Linked DNA regions of Mus musculus: region 2 is linked to region 1. A link is a loop called in an ENCODE intact Hi-C map of the cell type or tissue named here. Cell type or tissue: heart. All regions are shown on one strand. Each heading gives the region's core, and the rest is flanking DNA. Links, peaks and the distances in the headings are about the cores only. Region 1 overlaps Appl2 (adaptor protein, phosphotyrosine interaction, PH domain and leucine zipper containing 2). Region 2 overlaps 1500009L16Rik (RIKEN cDNA 1500009L16 gene).

The links. Peaks named below come from ENCODE experiments on the same cell type or tissue, not always from the same donor. Only the 100,000 strongest peaks of a DNase experiment are listed, where the experiment ranks them.
Region 2: a loop joins it to region 1, with 5 times the contacts of the local background. A loop is called at or near these places in 3 of 42 quality-filtered maps.

The regions. Positions count from the first base shown.
Region 1 is chr10:83,592,998-83,608,286 of GRCm38, forward strand. Appl2 (adaptor protein, phosphotyrosine interaction, PH domain and leucine zipper containing 2) reads right to left here. Exons shown (of 21, transcript NM_145220.2): 17 at 12,763-12,937; 18 at 10,129-10,165; 19 at 9,761-9,901; 20 at 8,886-8,933; 21 at 7,036-8,044. The coding sequence ends at 7,910. It overlaps Washc4 (WASH complex subunit 4), which reads left to right. Exons shown (of 33, transcript NM_001033375.2): 33 at 1,174-3,476. The coding sequence ends at 1,241. Among named protein-coding and RNA genes, the nearest start is that of Appl2, 48 kb to the right of the region's middle. In heart, for the core only: no CTCF peak of the experiment used is centred there; a DNase peak (open chromatin) is centred at 7,954.
Region 2 is chr10:83,722,875-83,738,163 of GRCm38, forward strand. It overlaps 1500009L16Rik (RIKEN cDNA 1500009L16 gene), which reads left to right. Exons shown (of 6, transcript NM_001145198.1): 1 at 1-160; 2 at 15,035-15,059. The coding sequence starts at 115. Among named protein-coding and RNA genes, the nearest start is that of 1500009L16Rik, 7.7 kb to the left of the region's middle. In heart, for the core only: a CTCF peak has its summit at 6,822 (motif pointing left); DNase peaks (open chromatin) are centred at 3,527, 5,857 and 6,817; H3K27ac peaks cover 306 bases.

The DNA.
Region 1 (15,289 bases), core at 4,097-12,096:
AGTTTAATAACTGACATCTGCTCATGTATGATATATACACATGACAGTTTGCACCAAGTGCCAAGGATTTGTTTGCACAAATAATAAAATGTTGTTTTTAAAAAAAACTATAGCCAAGTAGTGATGGCTCACACTTTTAATCCCAGCACTCAGTGGCAGAAGTAGGAGGCTCTCTGAGTTCGAGGCCTGCCTGGGCTACAAAAACAAAACAAAAAGTAAATAAAAATAAATTATGAGCTGGGTGCAATGGCTCATGCCTGTAACCTCAGTATTTCAGGGGCTGACACAGAAAGATCACTGAGTTCAAGGCTACCCTGGGCTCTACATTTGAGCTCTAGACCAGGCTGGCTTGCAGAGCCTTGGAGAATAAAATGAGGAGCAGGGAGACTATTCAGAGGGAAATGCTTAGAGAACTTGAGTTCAGGTTTCCAGCATGCATGTAAAATCCAGGCATGTCTGCAAGCCCAGCCCACCCATGGGGATTCACTGGCCACCCTGTATAGCTAAGCAGAGAGCCCCAAGGTCTATTAGAGTCCCTGCTTCATGGGGCAGGAGAGCTGTCTCCACAGTTAAACGCGCTGGCTGCTCTTCCAAATAACCTGGGTTTGGGTTCACTTCCCAGCACCTGCATGGCAGTTCACAACCATCTAACTCCAGTTCCAGGGGATCTCATGCCTTCTTCTGGCCTCTGCACCTGCCATACATTTAGGCAAGTACCCATACCCATAAAATTAAAAAATTAAATTTAAAAGATGAGGAGAATGATAGGGGTACACAGCCAGTGTTTGTTATCTGGCTTCTTCCAGATGTGAGTGTGTGCATGCATTCACATACATGTGTACATGTACACCTATACCACACACACAAAGGAAGTAAAATAAGTACTCAGTACTGCTGGCTAGGCACTCACCTGGGCTATTCAGACTCTCACATTCTAGCTGCATTTCCATCAGTAATGGCAATACATCACAAAGGTGATTTCCTGTGTGATCAAGATGGATGGAAGATTTCTCTACATACTTAAAAGTAAACTAACTAGTATAATTTGTGATGTTAGGAAAACGTTTTATAGATACAACTTTTTAACTGACATTTAGTACTATAGCTTTTCTCATATTTATTATCTTAAAGTTGACATAATTTTTCTATTGATGTTTGTACTTGTGCTTTCAGAAGAAACTAAAACAAGCAATGGAGATGGACCCGAGAGCACTGTGTCTGCAGATCCCGTGGTGAAATGATGGTGTGCAGTCGTCAGACGTATCATGATGCTTTTCCAGAGACATGGATGCTATGGCGTGCTTGATAAGTTGTCATTTCCCAGGTCACACCTAAGGAGACTGTACGGACTGCTCTGGCTCTGGAGTCAAGTCCACTTTATTTCTGATGCTCCAGCTTTCAAGGGCCGAGAAGCAAACGGTAAGACTGGATCTTTGGAGTGTAGGCTGAAGGCGCCCCTGTGAAACTGCCATGAAGCTGGCGAAGGGCAAGTCCAGATCCCTAACCCATCGCCTCCCTTCCCTGTACTCTGTGTGTGTTTGTAATTTGTCTGTGTCTTTGATTCATGTTGATCTCAAGTCATGGGAAAGTCAGTGCATATGCGGTACACAGCCAGTAAATAACGCAGTTAAAAAGAGTTGAGCCTGAAAGTCATGAAGCATCTGTATCAGAGACTGTGTGAGGATGCTAGACATGAGCAGACTGTTACTGCCTGTGCACAGCGTGGCCAGCTGGTGATCCTTCCTGTGTTGTTGGATTCCACGTGACTCACATGAGCTGCTGATGTCTTTGGTGAGACATTTTATAATAGTTTACATTGCTTTGGGAACATTTATCCTCCAACAATTGCTTTAAATTTAAGATTTAATACTCAAAGAAAACTCAGATTAAGCCATAGACGGGACCCACTTGACATTTCACTAGGTTTGAAGGCACTCTGTGATACTAGGGAAGAAAAGAATGAACTATCTACAGCCAAACTCAGGTTTCTTCATTACTTTAAATTGAAATCTTGGTGGCAGTTTAGACAGAATTTTACTTTAAATCAAGTATAATCTAAGATATAAGATTAAATAATAACTGCACTATGACAGGTGTTCAGAAATATACCACTGTGAGAATGAAACTAGTTAAGTCACTTACTGATTTTAAAAGAATGAAAGACTTTGAGCAAATTTAGTTCCCAACAAGCTACTAGCTTTATTTTTGTAAAGGTATGCTAGCTGATAGTTAAATGGATTAATCATGGCCTTTTTTGAACGTATACTAAAATGATGCCTTTGGGATGGAAAGGAAGGTTTAGAACTTTAAATATAATACAGACCTTTTTTGGGAATTGCTTGTTTTTTATTGCATTTACCTGCTTAACCATTTCTTTGGATACATCTTGCATGTAATCCTAACACTTAGAATTCTGACATTCTTCCTTGGTTCCCGCTTTTGGAGTGGAGATACAGTGCCCAACCTAGACTCAGTGGTTGCGGTCAGGGCAACTGTCTCAGCCCAAGCTAAATACTTTGACTGTTAAGTCAGAAGAAACAGAATAGATTGGAAATGGTTTTTATTATATAAACATGGCTTATAGAATTATGAACAAAGAATGGATTAAAGGCATTTAATGTTTGTAATTGATACTAACTGTAGAGATGGCCCTAAAGCATGCTGCATAATTAATAATTTATATTTTCATTATTATAAATGTTTATATTAATGATACTGGATTTGATTATATCAAATTAGTCACCATTTTATAGTACCAATATTTCTGTCTTTTTCTTAAAAATGTTCTTTAATTATTCCTGAACATGAGAGTTCACATATTCCTTGGACACTTAAAATGGGAAGTGACAGGTAACTGTTTTAACTTTAGTTAAAAATAATGTCACTGGGGCTGGTGAGATGGCTCAGTGGGTAAGAGCACCCGACTGCTCTTCCGAAGGTCCAGAGTTCAAATCCCAGCAACCACATGGTGGCTCACAACCATCTGTAACAAGATCTGACGCCCTCTTCTGGAGTGTCTGAAGACAGCTACAGTGTACTTACATATAATAAATAAATAAATCTTTAAAAAAAAAAAAAATAATGTCACTGTAGTCTGGATAAATTATAATAAGTTCATGTATTTGAAATAAAGTCTCTGATGAGAGAAATATTTAAATGGTATTAAACTGCTGAGCAACAGGGCTTCAGTATGTTCACACCTGGGTTACTGTATACGTTGGATGATGGTTTTCTTTTGCTAACAATATTTTTTCAGAAATATTGTAATTTAAATATTAACATGAGTGTTTTGTTGTAAATTCACAGAAAACTTAATGATGTTCAAATTCTCAGGAATTAAGAACTAACCATAACATTGTCAGTTCTGATTAAATTTTGTAAAAGACAGCAAGTTTGTTATCTCACTTGAGTGGGGTTCTCCTTTCCCTTGGCTCAAATAGAATACAATACGTATAATAAAGCATTAATAAATATAATTTCAAAACTGTCCTTCCATTGGATGCTTAAGGTCAGAATTGAATGTTGTCAGCCAGTGGGTTTTCAATGTGCTTTTGCTGGTGTGTGGAACTGCGGATTGAACTAGATAGTTGTCTGCTCCTTGACCCTGTAGTACTTGTTAATCTCTTAGGTTCCCTTCCATACATTATGTGTGATCTCTTTTAAAGAATTAAATATATCACCAGGTGGGTGGTGTATGCTTTAATCTCAGCACTAGGGAGGCAAAGGTCTGAGAGCATCTCTGAGAGTTCAAGGCCAGCCTGGTCTACAAAGTGAGTTCCAGGACAGCCAGGGCTGTGACACAGAAAAGCCCTGTCTCAAAAAACGAAGAAACGAAAACCAAACACACAAACAAAAAGGATATAAACATATGCACCTAGACAAAAACAAGCATGAATTGGGATTGAATGCTTATGTATCACAGATAAAGACTTTTCTTGATCATTCACAGGTCGCTACTCTTAAAACCCAGCATGAAGTTACTTCCTTTCCTACTCCTGGAAAGGGAGCCTGGGTTTCTGTGACATGTTATAATTAGCCATTGTTCCTGTTTACAAATAGGACCTGTTTTGAAATTGTAATAAATAAGGTTTTTATTTTTCCCTTAGAGCGAGTCTTACTGTAGCTCAGGCTGGCCTGAAACTTAAGAGTTGCTTTTTGGCCTCTCACATGCTGGGGTTACAGTTATGCACCACCACATGCAGCTTACTTAGCATTACACTGATAAAATGGAGGTGTGGGCTTACTGCTACGAGTGTTCCTCACACTGGGCTGCGGGGTGGAGTAATTCTCTTTACAGCATTTGTGACAGACATTTCAGAGTGTAGTCCTTTTTTTTTTTTTTTTTTTTTTGCTGAATGTTTTTGTTTTGAAACCAAGGCCTTTCAACATTAGGAACAGTTTAATAGAATTTTAAAAATTTCAAATGAAAGAATGCTAGAACAAGAAGAAATCTGTAGACATGAAGCAAAGTCATGGCCCTACGTAGATGATGATAGCAGAGTTAGAGTTCAGCTCATAAGTAAACATGTAGTTACATATAAAAAAGGTAAGTCAATGGATTCACCCTGTTTTAGTGCAGTGGGTTTTTTTACCACTTTGCCTCTTGGGAATTTCCAGTTCCCATCAGTGAAAGTATACCCAAGAATACAGGTGAGATTTATCTTCCAGGTCATACAAATATTTCATAATTTTGCACATGTTTAAGAACTATATAAACATATTTATAGATCTGTATGTAGTAAAATATTTTTAGTAATGCTATTAAGGTGAAGGGCATTAAAACATTTATAAGCATGGCCTATATAAAAAGCATTATTAATGTATTTAATCCTTGGAAAATTTGGACAAAAGGTAAGCATTAAAAATTACTTACCTCTGATATCTGAATACCTTCAAACATTTGGAAATTACTTTGTGTCTGAGGTTATGTAGATATCACATGGTAAGTGGTTAAAAGTGTAGACTTTGGAGCAAAATGGATTCAAATGTCAGCTTGCCTAGAAGCAGGTTCCTGACCCTGTCTGGGCTCCATGTGCACCAGTAGAAGTTGGAACGATATAGTAGTATTTAGATCAAAGGCTTCTAAGGACTATGTTTTTTGTTTTTTTTTTTTTATAAAGCATTCTCTATATAAAGAGGTAGTACTTTAGAGCTAGGCATGGTGACATATACCATATTCTATATTCTAGTGTTAAGGAGAAAAGCTAGGGGGAATCTTGAGTTTGAGGTCAGTCTGGGCTAGATGGTGAGACTGTATCTCAAAAAAGGAAGAAACACTACTCAGTACTTACAGAGGTTTAGTTCCTGTGTGTAAACGGCTGTTAATATTAACTAGTGTAATGTTTAGGTTGTTACCTCTCTTTCCATTGGTAGAAATACATTGGGTGTATGAGTGTGGTTGTTACTAATCTCTGGTAGTGGCTCAGCTAGTTGTTGACAGTGTAGTACTATTCCCTTTACCATTAAGGTGTTTGTGTGTTGGGAGGAAGGATTAGAACACCTATGAACACTATTTGTGTAGGAATTATTTAAAAGTATTTAATCCTTGTAGAATCTGCATAAAAGCTAACCTTAAGAAGGCAGTCAGAAGGTGAAGGCTAGCCCATACTGGGAATGGAAATTGGCAGCTAGCTGGCTTCTCATAAGGTCTTTCTCATCTTTCAGTTGGGCACATGGTATGGTAATCTTTCAATGCTTTTCATGCATTACCATGAAGTTGAGACAAAGAACCAAGCCACCCACTGCTTCTGGCTTAGATGATATGCGAAATACTTGAGAAGCCACAGGTAGGGTGAGACTCAGTCCTTAGAAGTCCCTAAGGCTGCTCCACCTCCTGTGGGATCTGGTGGCAATCAGTTCCTGCTTCTAACAGTTGTTTTCTCCAGTAATAAAATTCAGTTAATAGAAATGATCTATTCTGATTTTATGCCTTTAAAAATGGAGTATTCTGAAGTTCTTCCATGTTGATTCACGGCTGCAGGAAACTAAGCTTTCCTTCTCTCATAACTGGTTACATGCACTCCAGTGTTTTCTTCTGTCTGGTACAGTGACGTCATTTTCATTCATGTCTTGGGGCGGGTGCTGGGACAGCGCACGTGGAGCTGATCCCGTGGGTAAGATGCACTGCTTTATGCCTGCCGTCTACTGTGTGTGTGCAGCTTTCCCTTCTTGGTTGAGACTGGGCATGTTTGTTTCCAAGCCCAGTAACTCTCATGACTCTATATCTTAACGGTCTTCTCCATATTTAGGTGCTTGGTCCTGCCCTTGGTTGTGTCTTTGCTCCGTTTATGTTTTCATTCTGTCATGGTTGTCGTTGGATGTTTTAGTACAGTCTTTTTAGGGTTACCTCAGGGCTTGCATGGCTTGTTTTATTTTAACCGGTCCGTGTAGTGCTGTAGTGGGTATTGCTGTGGATGGTGCTAGGAATTGAACTCGGGGACTTGGTCATGTCTCTGAGCCACAGCCCCGCTCTGGTGTTTTACTTCTCAACTGAGTTATCACTGAGTTTTGTCTATTTGACCCCTCACTGAAAAGCTGTAAACAAGAAGTTTAAATGCATATATCAAAGGGGTGGGTCCTTCTAACAGATCTTATGTGGTTCTCTTAGTTTGGGGTGGTAAAGGATTTTTTGTGTCTTGTTTTGTGACATATGCATGAGTAAGTGTGTGGGCGCCTTGGCTTCCAGAGGTTGATGTTGGGTGTCTTCCTCAGTTGTTGATAACTGGACTGAGACTGGATGGCTAGCAAGCTCATCTAAGGTCCTTTGACTTACACAGCAAGCATGTTACCCACAGAGCCAGCTTTCCAGCTCCTATGTTTTTCAAGACAAGATTTTGTTGTTTAGCCCAGGCTGGCCTTGGACTCATCCTTCAGCTGAGTGTTGAAAATGTAGCTATGTCACTGTCACTGATACTCAGGCCTGATGACAGCTGTACCTCTAGCACTCAGAAGCAAGACTGCAAGGCCAATCTGGTCCACATACCAAGACTTTAGTTTCCTTCTAAGGGTGGTCTATAAACTAACCACAATAAGCAGTTTGAGATGAAACAGTTTTTATTGCTAAATTATTACAAAGACAGGTTGTTGAAGATGGTTACAATTAATTTATGCTGCATGATTTCAAGACCTTTACTTCATAATTAGGGGTTGGAGATTGGTCCAGGACCCCACGAACCAGAAACATCAAGGTAGAAACCAGAACTTCAAAGACAGCCCCACAGCCAGCTGAGCTTCAAGTGAGTTTTAAATTAATTGGTCCCTTTGAGGAAGGTCTGGCTCAGAAGAAACAGGAACTAGTAGAACTGTCCCTTGCTCACAGTGAGTAGCCAGAGAAAGCATCTAAGAGGACCTGAAGCTTTTGAATGAAAGCTGGTTCAGAAAGGTTCTGTTGTAAAGGCTTTGCTGTCTGTTTGAGACCAAATTGCATAGCAGTGCCATGAGGTCCAGGCATGAGACCATTGGGTTATAAATATATAATCTTCAGAATGACAGGCACTTAAAACTAAGTAAAATACAAAAATAGATCATATTAATAGGAACTATTTAGTATTTAACAAATTGTAAATCCAGGGTTTTACCATTTATAAAAGGATCCTAGGAACTGAAGCGCTGCTATCCAAATAAAGTGAACAATGCATTTTTATAGCTCTCGTTCTGGGTACCCAACAGTCTGAAGCAAAGACTTACCACAAAGCACCTAAAATAGCATTTGTAGAGTGTAGGCACGCTCTCACCCATTTCTTATTGTCTCCCTCCCAAGTTTCTGTGCCAGGGCATCCAAGGGTACACTCCGCACGTGATTGTCGGTGTTCTAAATTCAGGTCACTGTGCCTGTACGGCAGAGAAGTTGAAAACTGCTTAAGGAGTGGCTCTCCTTCCCACGTGCTCTGACCCCCGATGCCCAAATGAGTTATGCTTCAGATTCTGCGCCTCTGTTTTCACTTGGACTTCCGCCAGTGTCATCTGCTTGATCGTTTAACAGTACATACTTTCCATCATTGGTTAGTGGTACAGACAGCATTAATCGAGCCAGTGCTTCTGGATCCTGAAGTTAAGAGAGTTTAAGAGAGAGGGGAGAAAGAAAAAGCTTAAGATGCACTTGAACCTCTGGCTTGGCTTTCAGTGCTGTGAGCTGTAGTCCCATTCCTTCTAACTCTAGTCTGTGCTGTCATCTGAAGACTCGAGGATTACATCTAGATTCCCAGGGGCTTTCCTCTGGGCAATGCGTGCCTCCTCCAGAGTCCACATGGCAACACAAAGCTTCACAAAACTTGCCTTGTATATCGTTAAAGCCACTTGGAGTAGGCAGAAGCTGTGCAGGAGCGCACTCTACTGCCCTCGCCCTGCTCACGGTGGTTCTTGCACAGCAGACTGCTACAAGCAGGCGTGCACACTTCTCACCTAGACCCTTGCCTGCTGTCTGTCTACTCGGCAGCACTTCCCGCTGTCCAGGCTTACATCAATCACCTAACGGCTTTTTAGGTGAATGGAAGACTGCAAACTGTTGAGTAGCATAGAGGTCTCCATCTCTGCTCATATCTAGTAAGCGCCTGGTTGGTGGTTGACAGGGCTGTTGCCTGTCACCAGCCTCTAGGGACTGGGTGCTAGTGCAGATGAAGTAAGTATTGTGTCGTAGTTTGAAAGAGAAGAACCCTAGCCAGTTTGAACACAAGCGAGAGAATTAGTAAAGTGATGCTGCAACAGTGCTGTTAAGAGGAAAGGCGTTACCAGACAGTCACCTGAGCCAGAGCACAGGCCATAGCACGGGGTGGGAGGTGGGGGTGGGGCTGGGAGGGTTGTTTTTGTTTTAGGGTGCTTTTTTTTTCTGAATATTACTGTGTCTACAAATGTCTTGGTTACTGAAACAGCCCTAAAATGCATCTTACCTTTTGAACCTCAATAATTTCTTTCCCCAAATTAATAGCATAGCATATCTGAAAGACAAGAAAATAGTGTTTAGCCAAGATAGGAAGAGGTAAACAATTGTAGAAAACAGTATGTTCCAAGGAGCACAGTGAGCCCTCTGTCTGCTCACACCTAGACTGGAAGACGGGGTCTGCTGCAGGAGCCTCGTTCAGTGGCGCTGTTATGACAACAGAAATATCCCAGGGAGTGGAAGACCCAAGTAACCTGCTGTTTGCAGTTCTTAGCGGGACGCTTTCCCCCACATGTTCATATACACTGTGATATATGAACAAATACTTAATGACAGGGCTGGTTTTGATGAATCTGAAGGACCAGCTGAGGGCAGTGCTTGTCATACAAAGGAACACTTTTGATGCTCTTTCCTTGGCTTCCTCTGAGACTGTTTTTCTATTTCTCTTTCTACTTTGCTTTAATTTCTTTAAAACTGGTTCTCAACCTGTGGGTCACAACCTCTTTGGAGCTTAACTAATAACCCTTTCACAGGGGGTCACCTAAGACCATCAGAAACAGATATTTACATTACAGTTCATAACAGCAAAATGATAGTTAGGAAGTAGCAATGAAAGTACTTTCATGGTTGAAAGTCACCATAGCAATCATTAGGAAGGTTGAGAACCACGGCCTTAAAAGAACAAATTAGAATGCTTTTTAACATTTCATGATACGAAACAATTCTATCTAGTTATTAGGGTTGTTCCCTTTCAGTGAGGCCTTCTTAGAAGGTATTATTGTCTGAATGTCTGGATGGAGGCATAAACAATTAGCCAGGTATTCGGATGGACAGTGAAAACCCCAGGCCCTTGGAGAATAGCCTTACTGAGGTACAGGCAAATACCTTTTCTCCTTCTGAGTTGCTTTCAAAAATGTATGTGCTCAGAGACTCTTCTCCTGTGGACTCCGGCACCCGGATGACAAAGCCAACCAGTCTTTTGTTTTCTTGATGAGCAGCAAACTGTGTGACACTGGTAAGCTCAAACTTTTTGAAGAGAGTTTAGGGGAAAGACAGGACGAGACAGAATGAATAATTACATAACTGGAATTTAAAAACCAACAACATTGTTTTCTATGGCAAAGCTGAGGATGTACTATATGGGGATGGGATAGTCATGGGACTTGGAAAGTTATCTTGTGCCTAGGACGGTCTCCAGGGGCAGAGGAGAACTGAGGTGTGATTATGAACGTTAAGATGTAACAGGTACTTACACAGGCCCTTGACACTTGAGTCTGAGGATCTATCAACCTGAAATTGTAAGAGACTCATTACCATACACATGTTGTTCATAGGAGTTAAATCCCACAAATATCCCATGTACGAAGAGTAAGGCCTGCTTGAGGGAAAGATAAGACAGTCCCAACAAAGAATTCTCACTGAGGAATACCGAATGGCTGAGAAGCACCTGAAAAAATGTTCAACATCCTTAATCATCAGGGAAATGCAAATCAAAACAACCCTGAGATTCCACCTCACACCAGTCAGAATGGCTAGGATCAAAAATTCAGGTAACAGCAGATGCTGGCGAGGATGTGGAGAAAGAGGAACACTCCTCCATTGCTGGTGGAATTGCAAGCTTGTACAACCACTCTGGAAATCAGTCTGGCGGTTCCTCAGAAAATTGGACATAGTACTACCGGAGGATCCAGCAATACCTCTCCTGGGCATATATCCAGAAGATGCCCCAACTGGTAAGAAGGACACATGCTTCACAATGTTCATAGCAGTCTTATTTATAATAGCCAGAAGCTGGAAAGAACCCAGGTGCCCCTCAACAGAGGAATGGATACAGAAAATGTGGTACATTTACACAATGGAGTACTACTCAGCTATTAAAAACAATGAATTTATGAAATTCTTGGGCAAATGGATGTATCTGGAGGATATCATCCTGAGTGAGGTCACCCAATCACAAAAGAAGTCACTTGATAGGCACTTACTGATAAGTGGATATTAGCCCAGAAACCTAGAATACCTAAGATACAACTTCCAAAAAACAAGAAAATCAGGAAGGAAGACCAATGCGTGGACACTTCATTCCTGGAATTTTACTTGGAATTTTCTGTAAAATTCCTGGAATTTTACTCGGCAGCCTGACCACTCTACACGGCTGGCTGTGACGCTAAAGGCCATTGTGGGAGAAGGATGGCTCAGTGGGTCCGAGCACCCGCTGTGTGAGACACCCAGCATAGACATTAACAGCCGTGTGTGGCTGCATGCACCTGCCCTAGCCGTGAGTGGAGCAAGGTGCCAGCTCAGTGAGACTTAAGGACCAAGGTGTCGAGGGACAGGAGCAGACACCCAATGTCTGTCTCTGGCCTCCACCTGTGCCCAGAGGGCACATAACACACCAAAATAATGAATAAATCTTTAATGCCTTTTAAAACATGTTTTAGGTTGTGTCTGCTAATGCCGGTGTTTCTTGGCACTGCATTACTGTGTGACTTGCTGCTACTGTAAACAGATACATTTCTATTATGTCCTTCTGGCGTTAAAATTAATTGACATATGGTGTCATACTTTTTGAGGGATTGATGCAAATTTCACAGGTGAAAGCAAAATACAGTTTGTAAAAAATGTCTACAATAAGCAGATATGCAGAGATAGTTTTAGATTTAAAGCATGTGTCAATTTGTACAGAAGCTTTTTAAAGTCAGGGTTTTATTTGTCAATCTTAATTCTCAGGAATAAGATCCCTAACAAGTTTTTTTTTTTTAAAGAGATTTAAATAATGAAGTAGGTTGGCAATAATGAAGTAGGCTGCCTGATGAGTGTGTTCCCTGGGATTCACTCACCAGAGTCATCTTCTGGCCTCCTGAAGAATGTGTACACACACAAATACTGAAGAATGAAGCTAAGTCCTGGCTGCCTTTTCTCCAGTTGGCACACATTAAGTACTGTCAGTGTGCTACTTCAGTGCAGGAAGAGTACCGTGCAGTGAGGACTGAAGAGATGCCACACCAGGAATGAGCCTAGGCATAGCATCTAAACCCGTGCTACACCTCTAACTCAAGCAACCACGACACGCGTGAAACTGACCTGATTGGTATTGTTAGAAATACCATGACACCAGATAAAACATGTCTGCCCAACTAAGCAGGCAGCATGTATTGTGTGGCTGCAGAATGGCCTGTAACAGCCTGTGCCTAGAGCCTGACCGCCCTCCCAGGCTCCTGCCTAGCTGCACATGGATGCTGCATGGCTTCATAGATTCGTGTTCTCTGTTGCTGTTTTCTAAAAACTATATTCTGAGATGACAAGATGACTGCATAGCTGTGGCATCACTGGGGACAGTCCAGGTTTGGACATTGCTAATCTGGAAACTTAGGTTAGAAATATATAGATAATGAAACCACAGTGAAAATTCCATACCATGAAACTTTGTTTCTGGTGAAAAATTATTAAAAATAATTTGTAGAGTAACTGTGTATGTATAAGGTACAAATGAAACAGATTTTATGTGTAAAATTGGGTCCCATCTTCAAGATATCTCATTTTGTGTGTATGTATGTATGTATGTATGTATGTATGTATACATGCATGTAAAATTACTTGAAAAGAGAAAAAACAAAGTCAGGAAGAGTGCTGGCCCAAGCATTTCAGTCAGGACTAATCTATATTCACTGATAACAGGGATCTGAAGACAGGTTCCTGCTGGCTTCAGTCCTCTCGACCCCATCTTCCATGTGCTGGGATTGCATACATGCATTACCACACCCAACCCAGCTCTGGGTCAGAATGTACCTTTTATTCTATATATCAAAATGCAGAAAGGATTTTAACATTCCAGATGGGTAAGCATTCTTTACCCAGGGAGGAATGAGTCTGAAGTGAACTGAATGTACCTCAGAGTTTGACTGGTGACCATGAGATGGGATTCGGTCATGCGGAAGATGTTGTGAATAGCTCGAGCAGCCAGTACTTGTCTCATTGCCTCATAAATCACTTCAGCCGTGCTGTCTGTCTTAACTGCCATTGATCCCAAAAACCGAACGATGAACATCTGCTGCAGAAGAGAGTCTGCAAGAGAACACGCTGCACTCAGCATCGCATGAACACAGGTATAGGTGAAGACTTGGGCTGGCTTTCAACAAGCCCAGTGTTACAAAAGCTCTGACCCCTTACTGTCTGTATTTGTCTGTGGAGCTTCAACAGACTCACCCTTGTTTTTCCAGCTACAAAATGCTGAGTGGTGACAGATGAACATCCTGTCACTCAGTCTCAGTGAGCCTTTCCCACTGCCTCTCAGAAATTTGTGGGCCATTGAATAGTTATGAGAAATAAGATGTAATACTGGGCCACATTTGATCCATACACATTTTTATTACCACAGAGCCAAAGTTACATCCTATAAATGAATGGAAAGATTACCAATTTGTGTTTAATGTGTCTTTGGGACACCCTGCCCCTAAGTGTTCAGAGTGGAGCCAAGGCTTTGTGCTCCATTAGCAAGTGTCCTACTCCTGGGCTACATCCCCAGCTCTCAGAAGTTGCACAGGCTGGCCTTGGACTTACGCTGTAGCCCAAGCAAGTCCTAAGCTCAGGGCTTTTTTTTAAAGCTATTTTTTCCTTATTTGTTATTGACTGATTGATTTACCAGGACATTTTCTTTTTTTTTTTTTTTTTAAAGATTTATTTATTATTTTATGTAAGTACACTGTAGCTGTCTTCAGACACACCAGAAGATGGAGTCAGATCTTGTTATGGATGGTTGTGAGCCACCATGTGGTTGCTGGGATTTGAACTCTGGACCTTTGGAAGAGCAGTCAGGTGCTCTTACCCACTGAGCCATCTCACCAGCCCAGGACATTTTCTTAAAGCTAACTTTCTTTCTTTCCTTCCTTCCTTCCTTCCTTCCTTCCTTCCTTCCTTCCTTCCTTCCTTCCTTCCTTCCTTCCCTCCCTCCCTCCCTCCCTCCCTCCCTCCCTCCCTCCCCCCCCTCCCTCCCTCCCTCCCTCCCCCCCCTCCCTCCCTCCCTCCCTTCCTGATGGTGTTTTGCCTCCGTGTATGTCAGTGTACCACATGCATGCAGTACCCTTGGAGGCCAGAACAGAGTATCTGTTCTCCTGGGACTGAAATTCCGGCTTATTGTCAGCACCATGTGGGTACAGAGCCCAGGTCTTTTGCAAGAACCACCAGTCCACTTAACCACTGAGCCATCTCCATACCTACTCACTCTCCCCTTGCTTACCCCCAATAGCTGGTACTACAGGCATTTGCCATAGGCCAGGGTCAGTGGGGGCATAGTCTAACAGTACTGAGCAACAACTGAAAGATGATTAGAAGACCCCATCCTTGTTTACAAAACTAACGTGCTAAAAACATGCTACACGTGGTCTTTTTTAAATTTTTTTCTTTCAAGACCGGTTTCTCTGTGTGGCCCTGGCTAGCCTGGACTTGGCTTTGAACTCAGAGATCTGCCTGCCTCTGCCTCCTGAGTGTTGGGATTAAAGGTGAGTGCCACCATGCCCAGGTCTGGAGTTAGTTTTACATAAATAGTTTTATTTGAGGCAAGATCCTGCCACATAGACTAGGTTGGTCTTGAACACAGTGACTCCTGTCTCAGTCTTTACAGTTCTGGGATTATCTTGCAAGTGCTTCAAATTACTGAAATTGTCCTGGCTTGGATTTCAAAGTCTGCTTCATAGAATTAGGTCTTGAATTCAGTGACCCTTCTGTCTCAGCCTCCCAAATGATGGGATTATAGATGTTTTCTATGACTTCAGCTAGGCATGGCCCATCACACCCAGCTGAATCTAAAATACTTGTGTGTGGACTGTGCCAAGTCATTGAGGTACATGGTGCTGTGCAGTCATTTCTAAAGCAGAGTCTGTCAGTAAAACAAAACCTAGTTTAGCCAAATCCCTTTTAAAGGGTTATTTTTGTTTATGTGTATAAGGTTTTTCTCACATGTGTATGTGTTTGTATATGTATATGCATGTGCTATGTGTGCCTGTGGAAGCCAAACCGTGTCAGATCTGAACTGGAGCTAAGGCAGTTATAAGCAGCTATACAGGTACTGGTAAGCAAACCCAGCTTGCGGTCGGTCCCCTGCAAGAACACTAGATGCTCTTAACTGCTGAGTCTTTTCTCTAGCAATGTTCAAGTAGATTTAAAGTAAATTTTTAAGTTTATGTGCACCTTGCGTGCCTGGTACATGTAAAGGCTGGAAAAGGGCGTGGGGCCCTCTGGTGCTGGTTGTGAGCTGCCATGTGGGCAATGGGAACCGAAAGCAACCCTGGGCCCTCTCTATGAGCAGCACACGAGCCCTGAGAAACCACCCCTGAGAAGGACTCTTGGCTCCTGTAAATTCTCAAGTATTATTAAACTCGAGGGGAGTCATTAGAAAGACTTGCATCCTAGAAACAATGT
Region 2 (15,289 bases), core at 3,493-11,492, 130 kb after region 1:
GGGTCCCCGCGCGGGGCGGGGCTAGGGCTGTCCCTAGTCCCGCGCGCCGCCTCCTTCTGGGTCTCCTCCACTGGGACCTGAGGTCCAGAGCGCGGCTTCCCTGCGGGTGGCGCGATGGGTTGCGGGAACTCCACGGCCACCAGCGCGGCCGCGGGCCGAGGTAAGCAGAGCTGCGGGGCGTAGGTCCCTCGGGAGAGGGGGCGGCGGCGGCGGCGGGGGTGGGGGTGGGGGCGCAGTTCCTTCGGCCCATCCTCAATTTCGAGCCTGGAGCTCGCCTGCTTCTGGAAAGACCGAGAGGAAGCCGGTGCCCCTGTGCGGGGGCGGTCACGCCCGGATTCAGCGGGGAGGACAGTCGCCTGGGTCCTGCAGCCTGTCTCTGCATCCTTCTGGGGAGCAGAATTTCCCAGACGTGTTTCTGGTCCCTCACATCCCCTTTCTATTGGCTTGCATCCAGGCCTCACCCGGACCCCTTGGCTCCCAGTCCCTGCGCCTGGGAAAGTGTTGCTGAGCAAATCGGGACTTTTTTGGGGGTGGGGCCGAGTGCCAGTGGGTTGGGGACAGCAGCCTGCAGGGCTCTAAAAACGCATCCGTTTGGGTCTGCGTACTTAAGACCCACCCTGCTGCCCGCTAAGATTTTCATAGAGGAGCTGCGGTACCTAGACGCACAGATTAGCTTGATGGAGCTCTGGACTGGCCTCTCTTTTTGATAAATTTTCACTTAAAAATACATCCAAACTTGTCTGTGCACGACTTCATTTCGTTGATTGGCAGGGCAGGGCTTCTAGATTTTCCTGGCTAAGCCAGGCTTTGTATCAAGTAACTTACTGTAAGATTCAGACCCTCTGATAAAACTAGCTGATGTTGGGATTTGTTTGGGGTGGTGTTCTCTGCTGACGTATTTTAGCGTCTTTTTGGATAGGGTTCCCTACCTTCTCTAGCTGAGTCCAGTCAGGTATCACAGCCCACTCTAACCAGCAAGCGCAAACGGTAGTCAAATACTGCAGTGTTTGCGGAGCGGATGTGGGTGTCCAGCTATTGAGTTTTGAAACCTTAGGGATGTCACCTCCCATAGCCAAGTCCTTAAGGCTTGGCAGTTATTTTTGTGATTGATTGAAGCACTCAGGTTTGAACTCAGGGTCTGATCATTGCACGTGCTGCGCAGACCTTTGACCATCGGGCTGTATTCCTGGTATCGTTCTTTACTTTGAGATAGGGTCTCACTAAGTTGTCCAGGCATGCCCTGATCTCACTGTGCTGCTCTGGCTGGCCTTAAACTTGCTACTCTCCTAGATCCGTCTCTTTATGACCTAGGACAAAAGGCCTGCAGTACCAAGCCTGGCTGAACTTGTTTAAACATTTACAGGATGGGAACCATTGTGGAAATCTATTCAAATATTGGCCAGATTTGGTCTATCTTTTTTTTGGGGTGTGGGGCACAGTCAATGTGATACTTTTGGATTAAGTGTGTCTCAAGGGATCTAACTAAAACATCTGGGAGTCTAGGCCCAGGGAAAGTATATCCATTCCAGGTGACCTTCGTTGTTTTGAATTTAGGTCTGTCTTTGGTATCTGCAGACAGCCACTGGGAAGCAAATCTTTTAGATTCCTATAGCAGTGACTCAGCTTAGTTAGTATCCTATGCAAATGAGAGCAGGGGCGGGATTTAAGCTGGGGTGTGGCCCCGTTTCATTGCAACAAGGAAATCAGGAAAAGTGTCAAAGCGTCAAATGTCCGTTCTGAGGCTCAGTGTAACCTATCGCACGCGTGCTTGGCTGAAAGAAAAAAAAAAGAGTTGAGAATGTTAAAAAACAAAAACAAAAACTGAAAGGAGGACCCAGAAAAGATTTAGAAATGAAGAAAGTTTGGCGCATTTACATTCTTTAAGAATCTATTTTTATTCCTATGAATGTGCAGCTGTACGCTATGTGCATGTAGGTGCCCGAGAAGACCACAAGAGGGCAGCATATCCTCCGGAACTTGGGTTCCAAGCCATTGTGAGCCACTGTGTAGGTGCTGGGAACCAGACTTGGGTGATCAGCAAGAGCAGCAAATGCTCCTAACTGCTGAGCTGTTAGTTCAGCCCTGCACAGCGACATTTTATTAACAGACTGCTTGTCAGATTTGGGGCTAGAGGGAGAAGTATTGTTGTTAAGTGAAAATTGGAACGATGATAACAGAAACGTTAATGTACAAATTACATTTCAGTGGTGGGGTGGCCAAGGAGTGGAGACATTGGATTTTAGGCTGGAGATGTAGCTTTAGGTGGTACCTGCCTAACACACACAAACCCTATAGACTCTATCTTCCAAACCCAATAAAGTGGGCATGGTAGTGCCGGTCTATAATGTCTTGGTAAATATTTTAAAAGGGTTTCTACCCCACATTAAATCATCTGCTTCCAAAATGAAAGACACAAAACCTTTGTATTTATAATAAGCCTTAAAGCACTAGAGCTGGGCAGATATCAGTCCTCTATGCTGGTTTGTCTGCTTCCCTGTCGCTAAGTTCCTCCTGGGCCGGTCCTACCCCAGCAGGCCGCCCTCATGGCCATGTGCTCACTATCTACCTACCCCACGGCCATTGGTACCTTCTTTCTTCTTCCTCCCCTCTCCTCACCACAGTCTCTGACTTTGACCCCAAGCCCAGGAACCAAAGCCCCACCTACCTCCCTTCTGCCCAACTACAAGCTGTAGCCATCTTTATTCAACCAATAAGTTAAGGAGCAAGGTTTACACAACAAAAGCTGTTACCTGTGAGAATTCACTCTTCCTGAGGCAACTAGGCCTTGGGATACAGGAATTTAGCATTATTATACATAGCAACAGACCAAATCTCAACACTCCAGTCAGGAGGGTCAGAAGTTCAAGGCCATCCACACTAGTCCCTCACTTCATAGTGAGTTCAAGCCATCTCAAAATCAAGTAAACAAATAAAATAACAACAACAACAACAAAACAACTATCTGCCACAAACAAACAAAAACAAACAAACAAACCTCAAATCCTCCAATCTTTCTGCTGCTAATCTTGGTAATCCTACAGTCAGGGACAGGGTAGGAGGCTCACTCCCAAGTTCATGGCCAGCCTGGTCTATATGGGGAGTTCCAGAATAGTCAGACTGTCTCTTAAGGGGAAAATAAAAATCCTATTTCTTGGGATCAAGAAAAAAAAAAGATTCTCTTTGCAAGCATTAGGTTGACTTTTCCCCTTTTGAGTAGCTCTCTCCCTGGGTAAAGGGAAGTGCAGCTCCATCGGAAAGGATCCCTCCGAGTGCCCGTCCTTAATGATCTGCTTTTGTTTGTGAAGGACAGGCATGCTAGAGCACGCTGTTCTCTGGCTTGCTCTTTGCTAAAAATTACTTTATGTTCAGAGAGAGCAGGGCAGGGAGTGGTACATCCCGTAGACCGGAAGGAGAGGACGCTGTGAGGGGGCGTGTTGGCGACATCATCGCTAACCAGGCTCTGCCCTTGGCTTTGAGAAGTTCTTCTCAAACAGTCCCCAGCCTGTGTGTCCAGCTGGCTGCCTTCGGCATTTGGTCATTGTTATTTTCTGTCTGTCAGCTGGTGGTAGGAATTTCGGTTTCTGAAAGGGAACACATCAAGATGAGACGTGGAAGAGCAGAGAGGGATACCCCAACACAGGGATGGTTGCTCCAGCTGCAAACCGTGGCTTTGCTATCACAGTCAGTAAGGGCCGGGCTGCAGACCTGTCCCGAGCCTGGGAGATCCCGTGAATGGATGAGGCTGTCCTGGACCTCTAGGTATGAACTGAGTGTAGTTTTTAAAATGTCCCAGGAATCCTGCTTTCAATATTTCATACTTTTCAGTAGCCATACTGAAGAAAAAGAATGTAATTAAAAAGGCAAATGGAGATGAAGGAGAGTGACCTTGGACTGGAAGCTCAGGCTTTGATAACTGTTGCTGGCTGTGTTGCTGTGGGGGGGCATTTGGCTATGCTTTTCTGAGCTCTGGTTCCTTTATCTATATTGTGGTGGTATAATTGGATGTACCCTGTTTCCTAGGGCCTATGTGAAACTCCAGATAATGGATCGAAACACTCTGTAAAATGAGATTACCGTATTTGCAGTAAGAAGTTATTAGTACGTTGAAAAAAAGGTGGCTTCTGGAAATGTTTTTCTATACGAAAACGACAAATATGCTTTTGTCTCAAGAGGTCTGAAACCATGTCTGTCTGTCTGTCTGTCTGTCTGTCTGTCTGTCTGTCTGTCTATCTATCTATCTATCTATCTTTGTGACAGTCTCTTCATGTATCCTGGCTGACTTAGAACTTGCTATGTAGACAGGGCTAGCTTCCAGTGAAGCTCATTTTGTTCCCCACATATCCAGGCAAATCCAGACACTTATTTCTCTTTTCTCCCAGCTATCTGGACCACTGACTTTCTTGGCTGTAGCCTAGGGAACTTGGCTAGTATGACAGATAGACATGCTGCATAGGGGCTGAGAACATGTGAGTCTGTATGCCACATCAGTGGAGAAGCTGGGGAATGTGGTCTCACGGCCATGGAGACCCTGTCACTCTTCAGATTCCCTGTGTCCTTGACTTCAAGCTTACCCATGGCCTACCGCTGTGCAGAGCGCTGTCCCAGAGACTACAGGACAAGGGAGGAGCTGCCAGCAAGAGATGATTGGAGATTGGAGTCCAGTTTTCTGGCTGTTGAGGAGCTAGATGTGGAAGGCTTCGTCTGTGAGAACAGTCGCATGGGACAGGAGAGCAGTGGATGGTAGAATGCACCAAGAGCAGCCGAGCGACAGGGCTCATCAGAGAAGGCTTCCTGGAAGGGGAGTTGAGTTGTTGATGCTGATGGTGTTGTGAGACCCCTTTGAGTTTGGAAAAACTCCCCATTTTAAGGGTCTTATTCTTTCTTTCTTTTTTCCTTCTGGTGTTGGCTGCCCAACTCAGGACTTTGCTCGTGTTAGGCAAGCACTGTACCACGGCACCACAGAGCTTTCTTCCAATTCTTATTTATTTAGTTTCGGGAATGCTTGATCCTCTTGCCTTGTCTCCCATGTGCTGAATTCCAGAATGTTCCCCGTTGCTCTCAGGAACAGCTCATTTTACTATTTCCACAGGAGCACTTTCTCCCCATAGGAGTTTTGATCTTTCGCAACTGAGAGCTATGGAGGGACGGCTGTTTGTGGTTTCTGTTTTGTGGTGTTTTTTAGCATTTCTCCTGAGAAATGGCTGTGCAGAGTGCTCTGTTTGGATAGTTATTCCCATACAGGGAGCCTTGGCGGGGGGCCCTTGTCCAAGCAGCCAGGAACTCATACTGTGTGTTAGTCTTCCAGCTCTTTCCTCAGGAGGCAAAGACTGAAGTCCAAGGGATCACTCAGTCCTTTTAAAAACCATGGGGAGGGCCATGCAGAGTGGCACATTCCTTTAATCCCAGCACTCAGGAGGCGGGGGCGCCGGGTCAGGGGCAGGTAGATCTCTGTGATATTGAGGCTAGCCTGGGCTATATAACAAGTTCTAGGCCAGCCCAGGATTATATAGTGAGATCTTGTCTCCAAATAAATGAATAAATAATAAATTACGAAAGGAAAGGAACACAGATCGCACAGAGGGAAAGCTGGGGAAGTGAGTCAGTTGGTCGAGTGCTTGCCTTGCAGCCTCTGAGACCTGAGTGTGGACCTCAGAAACTCCGTCAAGAAAGCTAAGGGGCTTTTACACATTACATCCAGTAGCGGATGGACACAGATGCAGAGACCCACACACAGTCAAACACCAGGCAGAGCCCGGAGAGTCCTGTGGAAGAGTAGGGGATAGAACTGAGCTAGAGGGAGGGGAGCTAGCACCACAGGAAAACCCACACAGTAAACCCATGGGGGCGCACAGAGACGGAACCATCAACCAATGAGCATGCAGGGGCTGGACCTAGCCCCGCCCCTCCATATTTCTAGCAGATGTGCAGCCTGGTCTTCATGTGAGTCTCCTAACAAGTGGAGGGGGCACTGTCTCTGACTCTGTTCCCTGCCATTGGATCCCCTTCCCCTAGCTGGACTGCCTTGTTGGGCCCCAATGGGAGAGGATGAGCTTAGTTCTGCTGGGATTTGATGCTCCAGGATGGGGTGGTACCTTCTCTGAGGAGAAGGAGAGGAGTAAAGGGGGAGGGGGGAGATTTGTAAGGGTAGGGAACTGGGAGGAGAGGAACGAGGGAGGCTGTGGTTGGGATGTGATGTGAATAAAAAAATAAGTTATGGAAAAAGAAACAAACAAACAAATAAAAAAAGAATAGAAACATACAAAATCCCAGCATGGGGTTGGGGGAAAGGAGGAGACAGTAGGATCTCTAGGGCTTGTTGGCCCCTCCAGCTTTCCATACTTGGCCAGTCCCAGGCCATAGAGATCCTGTGACTAGAGAGGGATGGCTCCTGAGGAACACCCACCTGAGGTCGACCTCTGACCTCCACGTGCACACATATGCCTGCAGTCACAGGAGAGTGTCTGCTCACATACACAGTTCATATAAGTATATACTATTAAGCGAGTCTTTGGAATGGAAGCCAGAAAATCCCTTTTTTAATGTAAGTCAGAAATTTTCTTTAAAGCTCCACCAGGAACCTGGGGAGATGGCTCTATTGTTAGAGGGCTTGCAGGTGGATGTGTGAACGGGAACCCACGTAAGTGCTGGGTGGGCGTGGCGGCCGCCTGGGTGAGCGTGTCAGCCACCTGTGTTGGTTTTCTCCTTCTCCACTTTATTTTTTTAAGTCAAAGCTTTTCACTGAACCTGGGCTCACTATTTTGGCCAGGAAACCCCAGTGAGCCTTCTGTCTTTGCATAGAGTACTCCCTCACCCCCTGCTGGCCAATGGTGGGATTACAGGCAAGCTGGCTCTCCTCAGTGAACAAGGTGGAGAGAGATAGTGAGGAGAAAACTTGACCATGGTCTTCCACATGCCTGTGTATTCATGCATATATGAGCATGCATACACACACGCATACATGTGCACACACACACACACACATACATGAAAAAAAAGTCCCAGCATTCCTAGATATCTTCAATATCCCGTTTCACTGTGAAATAAAGGTTTACCTCCTGGGCAGTTTCTTTAGAAGCATTTGGCATGTGACATTTGCATAAGTCAGTTGTATTTCTTACCAGAGATAGCTCGTGGGCAACCATCTGGCCTTGTTTTTATGGGCAGTTTATTGTTATGATGCTTCTGATTTTTATGTAACAGTGGTCAGGAGGGGAGGAGCTTAGCAATCGCCTTATTTATCAGTGTACCTGGGGAGCTAATGTAATGCTTCGGGGTCCAATTATCTAGATTAGTCATCGCTTTGTCCTCAATGAGCTGAGTAATTGTATTCCCTTTACTGTAACCACGAAGGTCCAGCCTTTCCTGGTGTCTGCAGATGGCTTGATGGTGTGGAGGTGAGGCCGAGGTGCTTAGCATTAACCCATGCCTGGAGGGAATGATAGGAGACGTTGATGCTGTCATCAAAGTGGTCGAGGACAGCTTGCCTTGTTCTCTCCTCCTGCCCTAGGGTTAGAAAGGCCTAGAACCTTCCTTCTGCTCTTGTAAGCAGAGAGCGCTGCTTTCTCTCTGAAGCACATTGCTGTCTTGTCTTGTCTTCCTTCCTTCCTTTCTCTTTTCTTTTCTTTTCTTTTTCTTCCCTCCCTCCCTCCCTCCCTCCCTCCCTCCCCCTCCCTCCCTCCCTCCCTCCCTCCCTCCCTCCCTCCCTCCCTCCCTCTTTCTTTCTTTCTTTCTTTCTTTCTTTCTTTCTTTCTTTCTTTCTTTCTTTCTTTCTTTCTTTCGACAGGGTTTCTCTGTGTAACAGATCCCTGGCTGTCCTGGACTCAATTTGTAGACCAGGCTGGCCTTGAACTCATAGAGATCTGCCTGCCTCTGCCTCCCAAGTGCTGGAATTAAAGGCTTGGGCCACTACACCCAGCCTCTTTTGTCATTTTTATCTTGTGTTTCCTTCCCCCCATGGAACATTCTTCTGAGACCCCCTTATATTTTATTCATAGCAATATCCTGGGCCTCTAGACCAGTTTCCAAACTTAAACGTTATATTTCAATCAATGGATCAATCCGTCAATCAGGTGTGTGTGCAAGAGTGCATGCACGAATGTGTGAGTGTTTGAATGTGTAAGTGTGCGTGCATGAGTGTGTGTGTGAGTGTGAATGTGTGTGTACAGGTATGGTGGCCAGATGTTGGGGTTCTTCGACTCTGTTGATTGCCACCTTACTTTTTATGACAGCCTGTTAATGAACTCGGGGCTCAGATTTGAACTAAACTGGCTTCTGTGACCCTCTTGGCTCTGCTCCTTGGCAAATCCTGGGGTTACAGGCATGGCCTGCGGTGTCTGGCTTTCACTTGGGTCCTGGGGATCCAAATCCAGGTTCTTGTGCTTGTAAAGCCCAGACCCTCAATCTCAAAACTTTTAATGGGATTTTTTTTAGCTTTCTAAAAATTTATTTGAGTGAATATGTTTGAGAAACAAATAAGAAGGAAAATGAAGTTTTAAATTGTGTGAGCACACGTGCCCTGAAGAAGTAATTGGGAAAATGAACTGCAACTGTGAACAATTAGGAAAGCCTGCTCTGCAAGAAGTGGGATCTGACTGGGTTTGAAGATTCTGTAAAACGTGAATAAATAGGATATGGAAGAGTGGTTTTTGTCTCTTGACTTTTTTAGGGTGTAGGGGGTCCAGAAATCAAACCCAGGGCTTCATGAACGCTGGACAAGGGTTTAAAGTCCCACCTTTAGCTGGAGGGCATCTCTAGCGTCCTATAGTGTCCTGAAGACAGATGTGGCCTTTGGGCATGTATTATAGGTAGTGAGAAGCCTGGCTTGGCTGGCTCCCTTGTATTCTGAGATGGGACAGAAGTAGGAGGGCTGGGTCTGGGGCCGTGAGGGGAAGGAGAGGCACCTCAGCACTGAGAGTGTGGGGTTTGGAGCCCAAAGGAGCCCTGCTTTCCCATCTGTCTGTTGTGACCTTGGTCAGCCTGCTTAACCTGTCTGTGATATCGTTTCCTCGCCTCTAACCTTGGGGAAATAACAACCGGATCTTTGCAAGAGTAAAGCAGTTAATGTGTCTACCCTGTTGGAAAGAGTGCCTTACCCACTGGAAGTGCTGAGAGCCTTCACAGTGCTAGTGTCCCACAGGGAAAGGCATGAGCCACAGAAAGTGTGCACTTACAAGAAGGGTCAAGATGTTGGAGTGGAGCTTTTCAAGTGCCAAGAGTGCCTTGGGCCAAGGCCAGGGCACAGAGGTCCTGAAGTCAGTCCTGGAGACTGGCTGAGGGAGGATGCAGGGGGGATGGAGAAGGAGAGGAACAAGAGGGATGGAGGAGGAGGGAGATGGGCAGGTGAGAAAGCTGTTTGGACTGGGTAGCAGCAAGGAGGGTGGTCGCCCACTGTGAGAGTCAGCTAGGAGGGATGGGGGTCGCATTCGGGGAATGGAGAGGGACTGGTTACCTCCGTTGTCTCAGATAGGCAAGAACATGATTTTTCCCTCATTCCTGTTATTCGTTCTCTGTCCTCGGAGCTGACACTGTGACCACATGAGAGGCTCCTGAGGGTGGTCCTGCCGAGTCAGTTCCACTGTGAGGGACTTTCCATGGACGGTCATGGATGAGATTACGTTACAGTAGCTGAATGGTATTGTTTTACCATTATCTGGCTGCCTTTGGTGTGTGTGTGGGGGGGGGCGTATGTGTGTGTGGTGTGTGTTTGTGTGGTATGTATGTGTGTGTGTGATATGTGGTATGTGTGTATGTGTGTGTGTGGTGTGTGGTATGTATGTGTGTGTGTGATATGTGGTATGTGTGTATCTATGTATATTTGTGTGTGTGGTATGTATGTGTGTGTGTGATGTGTGGTATGTGTGTACGTATGTGTATTTGTGTGTGTGTGGTATGCATGTGTATGTATGTATGTATCTATCTATCTATCTACATACATATGTATGGTATGTGGGTGGTGTGTGTGTCTGGAGGCAGAGGAAGACACCAAGTATCCCACTTCATTATTCTCTACCTTATTCTAGTCAGCCTCTGGCTGAATCTGAAGCCTTGTTGTCTGAGTTAGACTGGCTGTGCAGCAAGCTGCCGCCTGTCTCCCCCCCTCCCCCAATGCAGGGGTTGTAGTTGTGTGTGTGATCATGCCCAGCTTTCATGTTTTGCTGTGGATTGGAACTAGGGCCCACATGGGTCTGCAGAGAACGTTCTTGCCAACAGAACCCCCTCCCCAGGCCCCCAAGCCCCATAGACTTCGTTTGTTTTTCTTTTCCTTTTTCTTTTTCTCTTTCTTTTTTTAACCTCTAAAGTTAAAGTGTTTAAGAAGAACCTAGAGTCAAGGAGTTTTTCTGTGAGAGCATTAAACTCATCGACATGACTGCCTATTTCTGGGACACATTGACCTGAAATTTTTCTGTGTTATTGGAAGAAATACAGCTTATGAATCTGTATTGTTCTTTCTGGGGGAAAAAGAAACCCGAACTCCAAGCCGTCATTTGAACTAATGAGTGGTTGTTTTCCTTCTTTTGACCAAATTGAGACTATGATTAGGTTTAGTACCAAGACTGGTCAGAGGAACCAGTGTGAAGTGTTAAAATGAAGGAGGATTGCTTGTTTTTCTCTGCATGTTTACACAGCTCTCAGCAGGATTTGTCTTTTGAAAAACAGTGAGACATTCTGCCTGTCTTTATTGTTTCCCATAAGCACCAAAGTTATTTAGCTTTCTGATTGCTTATACTTGAAGGAGAGTGCCTTGTAAGATGCACTAGTTTTTTTTTTTTTTCTAATATGAAAATGCATGCTATTTTTTTTTTTTTTTTAGATGGGAAAAGGAGCTGGATGTGGCTGAGAGGTAGACCTCTTGGGCTGGGTGTGGCTCAGTGGTAGACATCTTACATTGGGTGTGGCTGAAAGGTAGACCTCTTGGGCGGGGCATGACTCAGTGGTAGACATCTTGGGCTGGGTGTGGCTCAGAGGTAGACCTCTTGGGCTGGGTGTGGCTCAGAGGTAAACCTCTTGGACTGGTTGGGGCTGGGAGATAGACCACTTGAGCTAGGCGTGGCTCAAGGTAGACATCTTGGATTGGGTGTGGCTCTGGGGTAGACCTCTTATCTGTGGTGTTCAGTGGTAGCACTCCTGCCTGGCATGCATATGTTCTGCTTTTGCTACCTAGTGCTCCACCGAATGGGAGGGAATTCTCTTGGCTCATGTATGCAACCTCTCACATTAACCAGTGTGTGAATTTGAACAATTCTAAGAACGTTCTGGGCAGCCTGACTCATTCTTCATACTCACTCTGTATGGAGGAGCATCTGCCTATGGGATGCTTCCTTCTAAGCATGGAAGCTACCGGGATAAGGTGGTGTCTTGCATCTAATTGGCTTGGTGGGTTTGTTTGTGTTCTTAGAAATGTGAGACATGTCAGGGAGAATGTATTCTTCCCAAATATGAATTTTACTGTGTGTGGCTGTTTGAATATACTTGACCCACAGGGCGTGGTACTTTTAGGAGGTGTGGCCTTGTTGGAGAAAGTGTGTCACTGTGGGTGTGGGCTTTGAAGCTCCACCCAGTGAGGAAGACTCAGTTTCTCCTGGCTGCAGTTAGATCAAAGTGTAGAACTGTAAGGTCCTCCTGCACCATGCCTGCCTGGATGCTGCCATGCTCCTTCCTTGATGATAATGGACTGAACCTCTGAACCTATAAGCTAGCCCCAGTTAATTGTTGTCCTTATAAGAGTTGCCTTGGTCACGGTGCCTGTTCACAGCAGTAAAACCCTAACTTAGGCATCATGAGTTTCTTTTTAAAAGTGAAGCAATTAATCAACTAATTAATTTAGTGGTGGTGGTAATTGAACCAGGCCCTCGTTTATGCCAGGCAAGTGATCTAACACAAAGCCATGAAACCTCAACCAGTAGAATTTAAAAACTTTTGAACAGCACCGTGTGTGTGTGTGTGTGTGTGTGTGTGTGTGTGTGTGTGTATGTATGTGTATGCCTTAGCATGCTTTCGGAGGTCAGAATACAGATCATTGGTGTCAGTTCTATCTTTCAACTATGTGGGTCCTTAGATACTCAACTCAGGTCGTCAGCCTTGGCTGCAGACATCTTACCCCCATCCCCATCCCACCCCCGAGCCACCTTGTTGGCCCTGGAAGTGCGTTTTAAGGTGAGGAAAGACAGGAGTAAGGTGATGTCATATTGAGTGGTCTTCCTTAAAAAGCTGTCCCCATCCCCTGATACGTGAATGTTCCCCTTTTCAGACATATAGATAGCCAAGTGAGGGACTTCCTGGCAAGGTGATGATACTAGATGGTCTGATTGGGCCCTCAATCTAATAAGAAGTATGCTTGCTGCCACACAAGAAATCCCAATGGCTTTAAGATCAAGCAAATTGGTACTTCAATAGCAGATCATATATATATATATATATATATATATATATAAATTTGGTTTGATTGAGTTTGCAGTGCATTTTTATGTGGCAAACTTTTGATTTCAAGAACTCATGGATACAGTAATGAAAGTGTAAAGGAGAAGGTGAAAACTATTTTGGTAAACTTGTGACAACAGCTCACAGCTCACAGCATGTTTCAGTCTTAAAGGTAGTTACCTTCAGAAAGAAACGGGCCTCTTCTGTAGGTTACGATTTCTTTTCCATATAAGACAGACCTTCCCTCCATTTCTTTAAAAAATAATTTTAAAGATCATTGTATTTATTTTATGTGTTTGTGTGAGTGTGTGTGTGTATTTGCACCGTGCTTACCTGGTGCCCTCTAAGGTCACAGGGAGGTATGGACTCTCCAGGAACTAGAGTTAAGGATGTTTGTGTACCATCATGTGGATGCTGACTGGGAACAGGGTCTCTCTTAACCACCAAGCCCTCTCTCCAGCCTCTCCCTCTGTCTCTTGTGTCTTTTAAGGCCCATGGCATTAACTCACAAATCCTGTTAAACAGGGAAGAGGCAGTCTGTCAGAAAATGAAGGTTTTAGTTGAATAAATTATAAACCAAGTTTATACAGTTTAGAGCAAATGGGGTTTTTATTTTATTTTTTGCCACTTTGAATAATTCTGATCAAGGCATTTTTGACATAAATTAGATTAGAAATCTTGATCCCATTTATTGTAATTATACAAACATGGTTAAAATGCTACAGGAGGTCAGACACTTATATATGTTTTTTTATTGTTTTATGATCTGATCCTTTTTCAGGATAGTGGTTTAAAATTTCACATTTATGTACCTATGGACTCTGATATTTTTGCCACAGATTTCCAAACATTACACAGTTATCTTAAGGGAAAAAACATCTCTGAAAAGAAGCAGGTGTGAAGGAGTCATAGTCTCTGCACCCTAGTTGTTAGCTGACCGTGTTATCTGGTTTCTCAATGGCAATTCCTTTCCTTTCTGAAAATGAGGTTCAATTGCTCTACAACCCTGCTGGCACCTGGGGTGAACTGTGGCTGGGTCCTTCCCCTTACCCCAGCCACAGCTACTAAACACACACACACACACACACACACACACACACGCACCACACACACACACACACACACACACACACACACACACACGCACGGGTGTGCCCGCCATTTTCCAATAAGGCATAGCTATAAGGAGATGCAGACTTTGGGAAGGTGACACTAGCCATTCCCGCTGAGCCTGCTTGGTTGGGCACCGGCAGTGAGCCCAGCAGGGAGAGGCTCTTCTGGTACCCAGAGCCTGGTGCAATCAGGGTGAAGCAGATTGAGACTTCCTGATAGCTGATTGAAGTGGGTGCCGATTACACAGCATGCTGCTGGGTGGTTGTTGTTGTTTGTTTGTTTTTGTTTTAAAAAGAATTTGGCTACTATGCTTTGCCTTCCAAGCCTGCTCTGTCTGCGCAGGGTGCCCCCATTCTCTAGACACTGGAACATAATGATTCGGTGACTGTTAGACAAACACTGGAGAAACGACTCCACAGGAGACAGGAGACAGGGAGTTGTCTTCCGGTTCTGTGCTGAGCCATCCCTGGGATGTGTCGTTGTCCGTCCGTCCGTCCGTCCGTCCCCCCCCCCCCCCGGCAGTCTGTGATAGCGCCATGTGCTCTTCAGCAACTGTGGCCTCAAGATGGGTTTTCTGTATTAGAGATTCTGCGAATCAAAGTTTCTCCCACCTCTGGATGTCCCCTCCCCCACCACACAAGGAACAAGAATCCACTCCCTCTCCGGCTTCCCGTGAATGAAACTAAGGAGAATATTATTTCTTTCTGGTCTTTCTTCTAGATCCTCTGCTGGTTTCAACTCTGAAAACTACTCTTTCTTTGAGGCACTGATTGTTTATTATTTATTCGTACTACCAAAAAATCCTCTCGCTGGTTGTTTGTTTGTTTTTTTATAATTTAATTTTAGGTGTTTTGTATGTTTAATTTTAGGGTGGTGTAAAGGATTTTAAATTCCAAAGTATCTGTCTCTGCCTGCTTGACTCCCTGCCTGCTTGCCTGCCTGTCTCCTTCTGCACGCATGTAGGCACGCACGCACTCGCACACTTTATGGAGGGAACTGAACTTGCGTTCAGCCTGGTCGAGTCACATGGCATTCGGTGTCTTCTCCTTAATTACTCACCCACTTCGTAAGCATGCCTTCCCTCCTTTCTCTGGAACACTGTGACCATTTTCATTTCCTTTGAGAAGGACAGTCTTTTTGCCCTTGTTTGATTCCAGAGGGGAAACGAGGTTTCACATGGTATAGGATGGCATAATGTCTTAGCTAATAAAGGTAGGAGCCACGCTCCCAGGCTTTCAGATAGAGGTGAATGCAGGGCACAGAAGATCTGTGAAGAGCCCTGGCCTGTGTTTGGTCTGTGGTGGTAAGGGGAAGGGGCTAGACTCAAGAGAAATAGACTCAGAGTGTGCATGCACGCACAGATTCACACATGCACACACACACACACACACACACACACACACACACGCATATTCCATCTAGGAATTTCCGATTCATTTAGGTATTGGGTATAGTTTTTACAAGTACTATCACACCAATACAAATGTTTTTCTTTCCCCCCTAGGTCCAACAGGAGCAGTTAAAGACACGTGAGTACTTGACATTTTGGTATTATAACCTCTGTCTCTGAGAAAAGCTGTTTTTTGTGGTTCTGACTTTTAGGAGTCTAGGCGTGGCTGACAAGACACAGGAGACTTTCTGTGCTGTGCGCTTGTAAATGTTACCATTTGATTGACAGCTAAGCTACTATTTGAAGGATGTTAGCATTTGCAACTTTCCCTGTTAGCCCTTCAGTTACCCTGGCATGCTAGCTTAGAGT